2 separate regions of the Homo sapiens genome follow, and region 2 is linked to region 1. Evidence: chromatin contacts called from ENCODE Hi-C or POLR2A ChIA-PET data. All regions are on one chromosome and are shown on one strand. The core of a region is the stretch at or near the end of the contact, and the rest is flanking DNA. Distances in the headings are between cores, read along the strand shown. Region 1 overlaps RAI1 (retinoic acid induced 1). Region 2 overlaps TOM1L2 (target of myb1 like 2 membrane trafficking protein).

The links. A loop is a pair of places that touch in the nucleus more often than their neighbours do. ChIA-PET counts read pairs that join two places held with the same protein, here RNA polymerase II (POLR2A). Pooled maps may share reads with other maps.
Region 2: a loop to region 1 is called in a pooled map, with 3 times the contacts of the local background. The contact joins two enhancer-like sites. A Hi-C loop is called at or near these places in 2 of 168 maps with a recorded cell type or tissue (CD8-positive, alpha-beta T cell and naive thymus-derived CD4-positive, alpha-beta T cell), 2 of 37 single-sample maps with no recorded cell type and 11 of 50 pooled maps. POLR2A ChIA-PET finds 5 or more read pairs at or near these places in 7 of 52 experiments (activated CD4-positive, alpha-beta memory T cell, activated T-cell, activated naive CD4-positive, alpha-beta T cell and 2 more).

Annotation. Positions count from the first base shown.
Region 1 is chr17:17,743,787-17,750,377 of GRCh38, forward strand. All of the region lies in intron 2 of RAI1 (retinoic acid induced 1), which reads left to right. Among named protein-coding and RNA genes, the nearest start is that of RAI1-AS1, 19 kb to the right of the region's middle. Within about 2 kb of position 3,570, at least 6 of the 41 ENCODE cell types and tissues checked have a DNase peak (open chromatin) inside an H3K27ac peak, as active enhancers do.
Region 2 is chr17:17,856,209-17,862,799 of GRCh38, forward strand. It overlaps TOM1L2 (target of myb1 like 2 membrane trafficking protein), which reads right to left. Exons shown (of 15, transcript NM_001082968.2): 11 at 6,523-6,591; 12 at 5,268-5,343. Among named protein-coding and RNA genes, the nearest start is that of SREBF1, 23 kb to the left of the region's middle. RefSeq lists enhancers at 2,617-3,117, 3,891-3,940. Within about 2 kb of position 3,949, at least 10 of the 41 ENCODE cell types and tissues checked have a DNase peak (open chromatin) inside an H3K27ac peak, as active enhancers do.

The DNA.
Region 1 (6,591 bases), core at 2,320-4,819:
AGCCTCTTGGCTGCCATGGATCCCTTCCAGGATCAGGAACTGGCATGAGGCATAGGAGGGCCAAGGACATCTTTTAGGCTGCATGGAGCCCGGATCCACTCTGCAGCCCCTGGCTGGGCCGTAGGAGAGCGGGCAGGCTCAGGGCAGGGAGGGGAGCTAAAAGGGAATGGAGGGGAGACCAGCAGGAGCTCTGTCTGCCCGATTCTGGTTTGGGCTGTGAGACAGTCATTGCATTTTTTTGCACAGTTCTGGCCACACAGTATTTAAGAGGCTTTGCCTACAGACCTGAGTGACTGTGTGAATGGTGGCACTGGTGCATACGGGGACGCCTGAGGAGGAACAGATTTGGGACTTGTCCACCTAGGACTCCCTGTGGGATTGCCAGTATCACCCCTCTTCGTCATTAATTCCCAGCTTGCCTGGGGGAGGCCAGGGGGTAGCATGGGGTTCGGGTTCCCCTAGGGTTCAAACACCAGCCCATCTGCCCTGGGTGGCCCTTCCCTGCTAAGAGCCTCAGTCTGCTGTTCTGTAAAGTGGGTCCAGCCATTTCTGTACCCTCAGGGTGGCCATGAGGGTCAGTAGCCAGAAAGGCAAGGCCCCACACAGAACTGGTTCACAGAAATAGCAGGCAGTTTGTCAGGGGCAGCCTTGGCGTGGTTTTCATTCAAAATCATTTTTTAATTCCAAAAGAAAGGAAATGGTTGTAAATAAAGAAGGGAAGGCCGGGCACGGTGGGTGGCTCACGCCTGTAATTCCAGCACTTTGGGAGGCCGAGGCGGACAGATCACGAGGTCAGGAGTTCGAGACCAGCCTGACCAACATGGTGAAACCCTGTCTTACTAAAAATACAAAAATTAGCCGGGCGTGATGGTGCGCACCTGTAATCCCAGCTACTCAGGAGGCTGAGGCAGGAGAATCTCTTGAACGCAGGAGGTGGAGGTTGCAGTGAGCCGAGATTGTGCCACTGCACTCCAGCCTGGGTGACAGGTTGAGACTCCGTCTCAAAAAAAAAAAAAAAAAAAAAAAAGGAAAACTGTAGAGGCACATAAACAGGTCAGAGTTCCTGTCTAGGCTTCCCTAGAGGTCTTTACTTTTACTAGTGTAATCTGAGTCTTTGACTCTGTTTGTGGGCATTTACATACACAATTAAATCTTTACTGTGTACCTACTGTGTGCTGAACCCCGAGGATTTCAGACCTTGAGCCCTGCTGTTAGGGGCTCTCACAGTCCTGGTGGGGAGACTGACCCCTAAGCTGATAAATGACCCCTCCATGGGGAGTGGGCCTGTAAAGTGATGATGGAAGAGGGTCCACAAAGGAGGGAACTAACTGTGGGTTGGCAGGACAGGGAATGGGGATCGGGGAACCTTGAAGGGACATGGAGTGTGAACTGGGACTCCACAGAGATCACAAGTTTTTAGGTAGAAGAAAGGAGAGGGAAAAGCTTGGAAGAGCATATTCTAAGGAAAGGGAGGTATTTGGGATGTGCTGACTTTGGAGTCCCTGTGGGATGGCCATGATCAACCCACTGTAGGGAGCCACCAAGGGGTTCTGGATCTTGGATGCCAGGCCATGGAGTTTCTGTTTTATTCTCTAAGTCAGGGAGCCATTGAAGGCTTTTGTGTGTGTGTGTGTGTGTGTGTGTTTGTTTTTGTTTTTGTTTTTTTTGAGACAGGGTCTGTTGCCCAGGCTGGAGTGCAGTGGCACGATCTCGGCTCACCGCAACCTCAGCCTCCTGAGTAGCTGGGATTACAGGCACGTGCCACCACGCCTGGCTATTTTTGTATTTTTTGGTAAAGACAGGGTTTCACCATGTTGGCCAGGCTGGTCTCAAACTCCTGACCTCAGGTGATCCACCCGCCTTGGCCTCCCAGAGTGCTGGATTATAGGCATGACCAACCACACCCAGCCCTGAAGGCTTTTAAGCAGGGAGGTAAGTGAGCTGGTCCAGCATGTGTTTTTAAAAACTCTTTCTCCAGCAGAGCTTACAGAAGGGTGAGCAGGGTGTACCCGGGGGGCTTGTGTGGAGTCCAGGCCAGGCAGGGACGGTGGCCAGCGGGTGGAGGAAGCCGTGAGGATGTGGCCGGAGGAGAGGGGCAGGCTTGGGCCCTGCGAGGTGGGTGCTGCCCTGGGCCATGATTGGGCATGAGTGGGGAGCCGAGCCATACCATGGCCGGGGACAGGGACTGGGTGCGTTGTTCCCACATGAGCGTTGTGGAGTTGGCATGCATTGGGAGGCATCCCTCTGGGCTCAGCCCCTGCCTACCAGGCCACCATTGCCCCTTTCTTGGCCAGCAGATCCTCCACCAGCACCTGTCAGCCCCGAGCACTGGAAACGGCAGCCGGCGGGGCCTTTGTGCTTCAGGATTCCTTCTCCAGGGACACGGGTGATAGCCAAGCCCGGCAGATGCCCCCGGGGGTGCCACCGTGCCCCCACTCGCCATCTCCGATGCTCAGCTGCTCCCCAGAATGAAAGACCTTGTCACAAAGGGAGGCAGGGAGAGGATGCGCTTCCGTGCCGCAGCCCATCTGGGAGCCAACGTTATTTTCCTGATTGAAGGAAACATCTGTTCAGTCCTCTTTCAGAGCGAGGCAGGCAGCGGACTGGGTCGGTCTGGCTCTGGGCAGGAGGTAGAGAACCTGGGCTGAGCCCAGAGCCCCTGCCCTAAGGGGTTTAAGAGGAGCTACCACCGTTCTCTGTCCCTCCCTAAACTGGGAGTTCAGGAGCTCCTGCCATCCCCTTAAGAAGCCTCGGTCACTGCCTCCCCCAAGGATGGGGGCTGCTGGGGCAAAAGCCATCGCCTGTCCCAGAGCACCATATGTGTTTTCTTTTTTTTTCTTTTCTTTTCTTTTTTTTTTTTTTTTTTGAGATGGAGTTTCGCTTTTGTTGCCCAGGCTGGAGTGCAATGGTGCTATCTCGGCTCACCACAACCTCCGCCTCCCAGGTTCAAGCAATTCTCCTGCCTCAGCCTCCCAAGTAGCTGGGATTACAGGCATGCACCACCACGCCCGGCTAATTTTGTATTTTTAGTAGAGAAGGGGTTTCTCCATGTTGGTCAGGCTGGTCTTGAACTCCCGACCTTGGGTGATCCGCCTGCCTCGGCCTCCCAAAGTGCTGGGATTACAGGCATGAGCCACCACGCCCAGCCCCATGTGTTTTCTGAGGACTCCTTCATTATTTCACACACACACTAGAGCCATGTTTTTGAAAGATACGGCTGCCAAACAAACTGCATTTATTACATAATGATTAATTCATCGCCCCCATTTCTTATTAATCAAAGACATCCATAACTGCCTATCTGAGCTTTGAGTTGGGGAGAGAACCAGCGGGGCCTCAAGCTGACAGCCTTCCCACCCAGATCAGGGGCACTGGTAGATTTGTGTCAGTGGAGCCTCATTTGGGGTAAATGCACAGTACCCCTGAGGTTTCTAGAAGAAATGGAGACAGCTCACAGACCCCCACACGTCACCTCCCCAAACCCCTGGGGCTGCCTGGGATGTTTTATAACCCCTTCTCCAGCCAGCCCTGAGCTCAGGCTGGCTGCTTGGCACTTAGCCACTGGCTGACTAGTGGCCTGTCAGAGGATGTGGAAGATGGGGTGGGCCAGTCCCTGTTGCTGGAGGCTGCAATTAGTGGCAGCCTGGGAAGGAGACTGAAGCCTGGGCTGAGGTCAGGACCACTGGGCAGAGCTTGAGGTGAGGGCAACCGACATAGGGCTGTCCTGGCAGCCCATCCTGGGCTGAGAACGAATTCTAGGGTTCCAGGGGCATTTGACACGAGGCCGGCCACACTCTGAGGTTAGGGGCTTTTTCAAAGATAGTTTGGTGGCAGGGGCCTAGAGTATGGGGAGTGCCGACTGATTGGGTTGGAGCTGCCCTCTTGTGCTTAGTCGCTTCTAGATGGAGGCCACAGGAGTGCTTGGTAGGTCCAGGTGGAGCCATCAATTGTCAGACATGCAAAAAACTTGAAAAGATATCTCAAAAGGGCCAGTCTGGCTGGGCACAGTGGTGCATGTCTATAATCCCAGTGCTTTGGGAGGTAGAAGCAGGAGGATCTTTGAGCCCAGGAGTTTGAGACCATCCTGGGCAACACAGTGAGACCCCATCTCTACAAAAAATTTAAAAAATTAGCTGAGCATGGTGGAGTGTGCCTGTGGTCCCAGCTACTTGGAGGCTAAGGCTGGAAGATCACTTGAGCCTGGGAGGTCGAGGCTACAGTGAGCTGTGATCGTGCGACTGCACTCCAGCCTGGGCGACAGAGCAAGACCAGTTCTACCTGGCTAGGGTGGCCCCAGAGTCATGGCGGAAGGCGAAAGGCATGTCTTACATGGTGGCAGGCAAAGAATGAGGACACCCAATCTTCTTTACTCATTCATCTAACACTGACTGTGTGGCCTGGCACCCACCAGGAATGTCCCTGCCCTCAAAGTCTTTACAGGCTGTTGGAGATGGGGCAGATGCCCAAATAAGTCATTGTTGTCCCAGGTAGTGCCATGCCAGGGGCCATCCAGGGAGCTGAGGGCCCAGTAAAAAGGCACTTAAACTCAAATGCATGGAGAAGGGGACAGCCAGGGTGTGATTAGGGAAGACTTCCTGAAGGAGGTGCTGCTCCGAGAAGGTTGATTGGGTGGTTTTTGTAGGGGTTTTCTTGTTTCCACTTTTTAAATAACTACTTCATGCCACATGCTATTAGGTGCTTTTCACATACATCGTCATGTTTAATTTGTACCAACAACCCTGTGAGATAGGAAATAGCTTCCGTATGTTAGCAGTGAGTAAGCTAAGGATCAGAGAGGGGAGGTTGCTTGGACAACTGGCTTAGCCATGATTAGAACTCCAATAGGTTCTTAAATGATGATAGAAAAGGTGTAGGAGGATGGGAGCCGAGGCTGGCATACCTGGCAGAAGAAACAGTGTACGCACGCGTATGTCGGTGGGGCACTGTGGTGTGGAGGGCTGCAGGGCTTGGTAGCACTGGAGTGAGCAGAGGCGAGCCTGAAAGCTGGCGGCAGGGACCTCAGGGGCCATGACAGGTATGTGAGTCAAGGGAGTGATGTGGTCCCGCTACAAATCACTGGGGGCTTCAGCCCCTAATGGGACCTCCTCTAGCTGCACCCCCCTCCCTGCCTGTGCCCTTTTTGGCACCTGGTGGCAGGCACACCTCAAAGAACTGCTGCATCTGTTCCTGCTTCTGACCTCAGGAGACAGCAGCAGGGCTGGCATGGAGCATCAGGGAAATGCACAACAACACATCAGCCCCTGGGGGCCTCCTGGATCTCCCCACGAATCCTGCAATACCCTTCACAACCATCCCCGTCCAGAAAGAGGCTGAATGGCGGCCAGCATCTGCCCGTCAGCAGAGAGTTCCCGCTCTTAGCACCAGCTCGCCTGAGCTGCCTCCAGGGACAGTCCTGCCCGCCTCCCCAGAGAGCCAGTGCTTCCGCTGCCGCCTAATAGCTCTCCCGGCTGGAGACGACTCTTGATATTTAGCCTGCGTGGCAGGAGCCTTAATAGCAGCAACTCTCCCTCCCTGCTCCTGCCTCCTGAGCCCCAGAGACAGCTCTGCTCACCTCCTAGCCGGCATCCTCCACGCACTGCCTAGGCATCAGGCGGAGGTCTTTCTGCCCACTCTTGGTAACATCAAGGAATGAATGAGCATCCAGGAGCACTTCGAGTGTGCTATTTTCTCCTCTGAGATTCAGAGATGCCCTTTGAGAGGCTATTAGCATGGCCACAATTTAAATATGAGGAAACTGAAATTCAGAGAGGGGATGTGATGGAGATGGCTCACTTTCGCTTCATCTTCCCCCCCTCTTGGTACCAGGAAGTGGACCATGCTCCTTCAGGCCTCAGGATCTTTGCCTCTGCTGGTCTTTCTTGCCTGGAACTCTCTCTCCTCCTTCTCTCTCATAGATCTCATCTCAGAGAAGCCTTCCTGCCCTGGTTTATTTACTAAGGTTGGTCCTTCTTGCCATACTGTAAGCTCCATGAAAGTGGGGAGTTCCCCTACCTTCTGTTGCTCCCCTCTGTATCCCCAGCACCCAGCATAGGGCATGTAGCTCCACTAGGGCCTCATTAAGTATTTATTGAATGAGCAAATGAGTGAATGGATAAGCACATGCCTGTACTAGTTAGGGTAAGATCAGCTGCAGCAACAAACCAACCTAGCATTTCTAGATGGAGGTTTGTATTTCCGGAGGATGGTGAGTATTTCTGGTGGGTGGAGGTTTCCTCCACATGGCAATGTGGCCGGGGCATGGTCTGCATCAAGCTGGCTTAGTGTGGAGGGTCCACCCTGGAAGGAGATATCACTTGCATTCACATTCCATTGGCTGGAGCACAGTCATGTGACCATGCCCAGCTGCAAGGAAGGCTGGGAAATGTAGTCCAGCTGTGGCTCCAAGGACGGAGAACAGGTTTTCGTGACTCCAAATCTTCCCATAGGTTGCTGTATTGGTCTCTCTAATCAGCAGAGCCAACCGTTACCGAGTCCTTGTCACTATACCCTGTTGTAAGCCCTTTTCTCAAATTAGTCCATTTTATTCTTACAACAGCCCTACAGGAGGGTATTATAATTAGCCCAGTTTAC
Region 2 (6,591 bases), core at 2,699-5,198, 110 kb after region 1:
ATGGACATGGTTTCCAGAAGCCCTGCTGCAAAGGCCCCTGACATGTGGGCCAGAGGCCAGCCTGTCCCTGAAGAAGCAAATGAGAGGCCTGGGCCAGCACATCTCTCTAAGAATGGGCTTGGGGTCTAGTGGAGGAACTGCCTTCTCACGCAGAGCAGCAGTATGCTGCTACTATGAGAGGTGGCAGGAGACCTGCCCAGGCTGACAGCAGAGCTGTGCAGAGGGCACCAGCCCAAGCTGGGTGGCAGGCAGATGCCCCTTGCTCCCACGGCTCTGGGTGATCCTGCATGGCCCAAGTTCCTACTCACTGGTCACGCTTTGCTCAAGCAGGTGGACCCTGTGCTGCTTGCAGTCTAGGACCTGCTGGCCTTTCCTCTGGCCACAGCCTAGCATAGCACACTATGGGCAGTTATGTATTCCTCTCACCCCACCCCACCTGGAGGGAGAGGCACATGTTTGCACTGCTTTCATCATCTTTCCTTCTCTGCATTCTCTCCAGCTCAGGCTCCATCACATGTACCACAGCTTTGGGCTCTGCTAGAGGTGAAATGGTCATCCCAAGACATACAGCCTGAGATGAGCTGACCCTCTCTCCATGCACCAGGCTCAGGCCACCTGAACAGACAAGGCAGGAGAGACCCTTGCAGGTCTGTGGGCCAGGAAAGCTCTGCTACATGAGAACCAACTGTGTTTACAACATTGAACTCCCCTGGGCTTTGTTTTCTTTTTACTCTGTTTCTACTGTGTTTATTTTTTTATTTTTTTGAGAGGGAGTCTCACTCTATCACCAGGCTGGAGTGCAGTGGTGCAATCTCAGCTCACTACAATCTCTGCCTCCCAGGTTCAAGCGATTCTCCTGCTTCAGCCTCCCAAGTAGTTGGGATTACAGGCACATGCCACCACACCCAGCTAATTTTTGTATTTTTAGTAGAGACAGGGTTTCACCATGTTGGCCAGAAGGGTCTCGATCTCCTGACCTCGTGATCTGCCTGCCTCAGCCTCCCAAAGTGCTGGGATTACAGGCGTGAGCCACTGCACCCGGCCTGTGTATTCTTCAAGAGGTTTCAAATCATTTTGACGGACTTAGTGGATATAAGCAACTATATTATAAAAATCTGTCAAGCCTAGGACTGCCAAATTCACAGGCACTGGGCTACAGAGGGCTTCCCTGACTGGTCAGATGCTTTGAGTCTGTTCCCTTAGAATTGTTCCCTCCCAAGCAAAAGCCACAGTAACTTGTGCTCATCCTGGAAAAGTGAATACTGCTCGGAGCTCCGGAGACAGTAAAAGGAAGGAAAGGACCCTCTCCTCATCCCTGCTAATGTCCCAGACTCTTAAGGCCTGGGGACAGGGAGGTATTTTTGGGACTGGGAATCTGTGGCTTACAGAGATTATGCAAAAATAGGAGGGGAAATTTGGCACCCCTGCCAGAAAGAAAGCGTGTGGCCTTGTACTGTCTGATTCACAAAGGCTCGGCAGGTCACAAGAGGAAGACATGAGCTGTTACACAGGTAGGGGCTGGGGTGGACAGCAGGCTTGGCTCGGCTGGTGACTCCTCACCATTCCTTGGGTTATAAGCCAGCTGTCTATGGGCTCCAGGTCAGACTCCCCACCTCTACCTCTCTTCTGGGCCGAGGACAGAAAAGTCTCAGAAAGAAAAGTCACAGCAAGACCCATGAGAAAGAAGTCAATAGCACATATTGTGGAAACAGAAAAGTCACTCTTCAGACGTGATCCTTTGCCACGTAAGGAAATGTGATGCCCTGCTCCCAACCTCCACCCCAGCACGTCCCCCTTACCTGCCTGGAAAAAAGAAGAAAAGTTTAGTAACCAAGAATCCCAACAGGATAACACATACTCATGCCAACTACTCCCGTGCCCTTGGAAAATCTCCAGGAGATCACAGAAGGTTGACCAGAGCCGCTTCTCTCAATTACGGCTATCAGGGTTGGGAGGGGGTCAACTTTTCAAAGAACCAGCTTTTACAAAAGCAATTCTACTTTTTTCTTTTTCCTACATTTTTTTTTTCTCTTTTCTAGTGGCATGTGTATTCTTTTTCTAAACTCTTGAATACTAAATTTAGGTGTATTATTGCCTTTTAAAATATTTATTTGAGATGAGGTCTCACTGTGTTGCCCGGACTGGTCTCAAAAACTCCTGGGCGCAAGTGATCCTTCCGCCTCAGCCTCCTGAGTAGCTAGAATGACTTTTTCTTTTTCTCTTTTTGAGATGGAGTCTTGCTCTGTCACCCAGCCTGGAGTGCAGTGGTGCGATCTCGGCTCACTGCAACCTCCGCCTCCTGGATTCAAGCAATTCTCTGTCTCAGCCTCCCAAGTGGCTGGGATTACAGGTACCTGCCACCACACCTGGCTAATTTTTGTTTCTGTTTTTTTGAGATGGAGTCTAGCTCTGTCGCCAGGCTGGAATGCAGTGGCACGATCTTGGCTCACTGCAACCTCTACCTCCTGGGTTCAAGCAATTCGCCTGCCTCAGCCTCCCAAGTAGCTGGGATTACAAGCATGCGCTGCCACGCCCAGCTAATTTTTGTATTTTTAGTAGAGATGGGGTTTCACCATGTTGGCCAGGACGGTCTCAATCTCCTGACCTCGTGATCCACCCACCTCAGCCTCTCAAAGTGCTGGGATTACAGGCGTGAGCCATTGTGCCCGGCCCTAATTTTTGCATTTTTATTAGAGACAGGGTTTCACCATCTTGGCCAGGCTGTTCTTGAACTCCCACCTCGGCCTCCCAAAGTGCTGGGATTACAGGCGTGAGCCACTGCGCCCAGCCCTGGGATGACCTTTTCTTGACTGACTTGGTTGGATTTGATTTGTAGAGGTGCGGCTACACGATTTTCTCCCATTCATTTTATTTTATTTATTTTTGAGACGGAGTTTCACTCTTCTTGCCCAGGCCCGAGTGCAATGGCATGATGTCGGCTCACTGCAACGTCCGCCTTTGGGTTCAAGCGATTCTCCTACCCCAGCCTCCTGAGTAGCTGGGATTACAGGCATGTGCCACCATGCCCAGCTAATTTTGTATTTTTAGTAGAGATGGGGTTTCTCCATGTTGGTCAGGCTGGTCTCGAACTTCCGACCTCACGTGATCCGCCCGCCTCGGCCTCCCAAAGTGCTGAGATTACAGGCATGAGCCACTGTGCCCAGCCTTCCCCTTTTTTATTGTGTTCTTAATTTCTCCCTTGGCCTCGTTTTCATTTCGAGGTCAGCATGGCTTGGGATGGGACAAGGTAACCTGAAATGCTGCAGGTGGGCAAGAATATGTGTAGACACACACAGACACACACAGCCCACATGCTCTGCTGCCCTGTATCGCTAAGGCTGTGGCCATGGCATTGCCCCATGGAGCAGCAAACATGAAAAGCAATCTGATGGCCGGGCATGGTGGCTCACATCTGTAATCCCGGCACTTTGGGAGGCCAAGACGGGCAGAGTGCCTGAGGTCAGGAGTTCGAGACCGACCTGGCCAATATAGTGAAACCCTGTCTCTAGTAAAAACACAAAAATTAGCCGGCTGTGGTGGTGGGCACCTGTAATACCAGCTACTCAGGAGGCTGAGGCAGGACAATCGCTTGAACCTGGGAGAGGAAAGCTGCAGTGAGCCAAGATCGCGCCACTGCACCCCAACCTGGGCGCCAGAGCGAGACTCCATCTCAAAAAAAGCAATCTGCCTACTGCTGGGTGGAAAACCTGCTGGAGTCATCAGGACCTTTGAAAACAGGGAGCTAGTCCAAGCCACACACACAAAGGGTGAAGGGCGGGAAGTCACTCACATCTCCTGGGCTCAGACCCAGGCCTGGGCGCTGATAATGGCAGGGGTGCAGCAGGACACACCCTGGCATGGACAAGGCAGGTCCTGGACCCAGAGTGAGGGACAAATGAGGTCAGCCTCATAGGGGCACAACAGGGCTGCTCCCAGTGCAGGCCAGGGTTGGCCACGAGGAGGGGATGTCCTCACCAGGCAGTATCCTGGTAGGCCCCTGGCTGGGCTCTCTAATGCCCACGCTGGGGCAGGTGGGAGGACATTCTAAGTAATGGGAGAATCAGAGCCATGAGCACTGCATTGATTTTGAGTGTCCCAGTCTCAGGGGTTCAGGTGGCACTGCCCACTCCTGTGGAAAGGCACGGCACTGAGGACCCAAGGCAGCCAGCTGGCTCTTCTGCGCCCTCTGGTGACCAGTGCAGAGGGATGCATGCCCTCAGATCCACCAGGTGAAGACCAGCATGGATGAGGGAGTGAGTCCCTTCCCCCAAGAAGGAGCATCCCGTGGAAACCAGCACTGCTGCCTGCCTGGGCCCATTGGACAGGGGCTTCAGAAGGCTAAAAATTGGGACCCAGTAAGCAAACAGCCCTTTGCAAACCTTCCTGTCCAGTGGACAGATGATCACTGCCCTCTCTAGCCCAGCTGGGGGACCCAGACAGGAGTTCCAGCTGTTGTCGGCAGCTATTCCAAGGACCCTCCTCCTCCCTGCCCCTGCAAACAGACGTGCATTCATACACATTTCTTTGTTAGGCAAAAACAAAAATCTCATGAGAAGCATTAAGACACACATTCTTTCCCCTTCAGTAATCCGAAATTGTACAGAAAGCATGGTTATGTTTGGGGAGGCCCAAACACATACCATTCCCTCCACTTCACTGTGCCGCACCCCCTCACCGCCACAGGACACCCTCCCAGCCACCACCCAACTGCACCAGCTCTGTAAACAAACCCTGGCTCTCGAGTGCCTTCTAATGGGGTTGGTACTGCTCTGCTAGGCCAGTGACAAATGGCCATCAGAGATGTGGCTCGGGTCAGCATTGTCCTTCCTGGTGCAGGCCATGGTTTTATCAGAGCACTGACCACCCTGTGGCACTGTAACAGGTGACCATAGGAGACTTGTGCCTGGAGAACTTGGGGCCACTGTGGTAGGAACAGCAGGGGTTCTGGAAATGGACACTAATCCTAGGATTGGAACCCCAGCTTGCTGTCTGCTCTCTGGGTGTCTCAGCCTGTCTCCCACCTGCCTGGGACTGTTTTCTCTTGGGTGGATTGGGAAGCTCATGTGTGGCCTCATCTCACGGGGTGAGGTGAAGACTCAATGAGGCACTACCTGGGTTCCACGGGGTGTCCCCCGTGGGTCTCTCCCCCAGGGTGTCCCTGCCCCCTGTGCAAGCCAGTTTCTGCTGAATTACCCAGCCAGCTTTGCCAAACCACCTGACTTTCCCTCCAGAAGACTCCAGGCAGAAAAACAGGGTTAAAGACCTACCCCTTCTGAACTCTGTTTTCGATTGTCTAGTGCAGAAGCAAGTCCTCCGACAGCCTGAGGATCCTCATAGGTTACCCTGGAGATGAAGAAGCAGCACAAGCAGAGTTCATTTTCCTCCAGTGGTCATGGAGGGATGGGGTAGTGGCCTGTAATCACTTCTATCCTATGGTCCTTCCTCAGATGTCCTTGGAAAAACATTTCCTGAAACCTTGACATTGAGCAGAGGCTAAGGGCTCATGTTGTCTGTCTCCCTGCAGTGGATGCTAGGAGGCCTGGGTCCTAGCTCAGGCTGAGCCACTAATCTCTGCGATCTCAGATTTTGTGCACCTCAACATCCCTCTCTTGAGTAACAATACTGAGCATCTCTGAAGCTGAATGTCCAAAGTGCCCTAATACTCCTCAGAGGGAAGACTAGATAAACACAAAGTAACATTAATTCTTATTTTATTAGCAGCAGCCTCAGTGGCATTTGACAGGGAAGGTGGTCTCTGGGACCCGGGCCTGTCACTGATTATGGGAGGTCTTCCTCCACTCTCCGACTCCTTTAGCTATATCTGTTTTACAATCAACCTTTGGTGGTGAAGGGTACATGGGACCTTGGGTTTCTGCTTACCCTACTGAGCCCCAAGCAGGACTCAGGGTGCTGAGTGCACCAAGATGCTGGGTCCCTGGGAAAGGTGGGAAAAAGTGTGTTTCACCCGCCTTTAGGCTGAACAGAAAGCTCAAAACATGTACAGTGCCTCCCTGAGATGTAGGAGATTCTCTCTTTTGGAATCAACTCCCTGAATTCCAGATGGCTCATCCTAGCCAGAGCTGCTATCAGAGGAGCCTCTGCTCTGACCACTTATTTTAGTCAGGAAAATCTCGCTGTAAGGAATGGGTTCACCCTGCATGGCTGCACCCTCCTGCTTCCAAGCTTCTCCTGTGGATGAGGGGCCAGGCAGGGTGGTGTCTGCAGCAGCAGCAGCATGGGGAGAAAAGAGAAAAGCTGTCTCTTACAACTGACAGGAGAAATCACACTCCAATCAACCCCAAGGGCAGGAGAGTGTGTGTGTGTTTGGGGGGGTGGGGGAGGAGGTGGGCAGTTGGTATTTATTCAGTATCTGCATCTAATGCCAAGTCCTTACAGCCATGCTTTAAAGTTCCTGGCAGTCCTGGACATGGTAAATAAATGCCTTTTTGTGCTGGCCTGTGACCAGGCATGGGTCAATCCCCCCAATATCTTTAGAGAGCCACTAAAAGGGGCCCCACATACGTCTTGCGCTGCTCAGCCAAGGAGTTTCCTCTCGTCTGGGCAAACATGTCAAAGCCGTCACGGGGATTA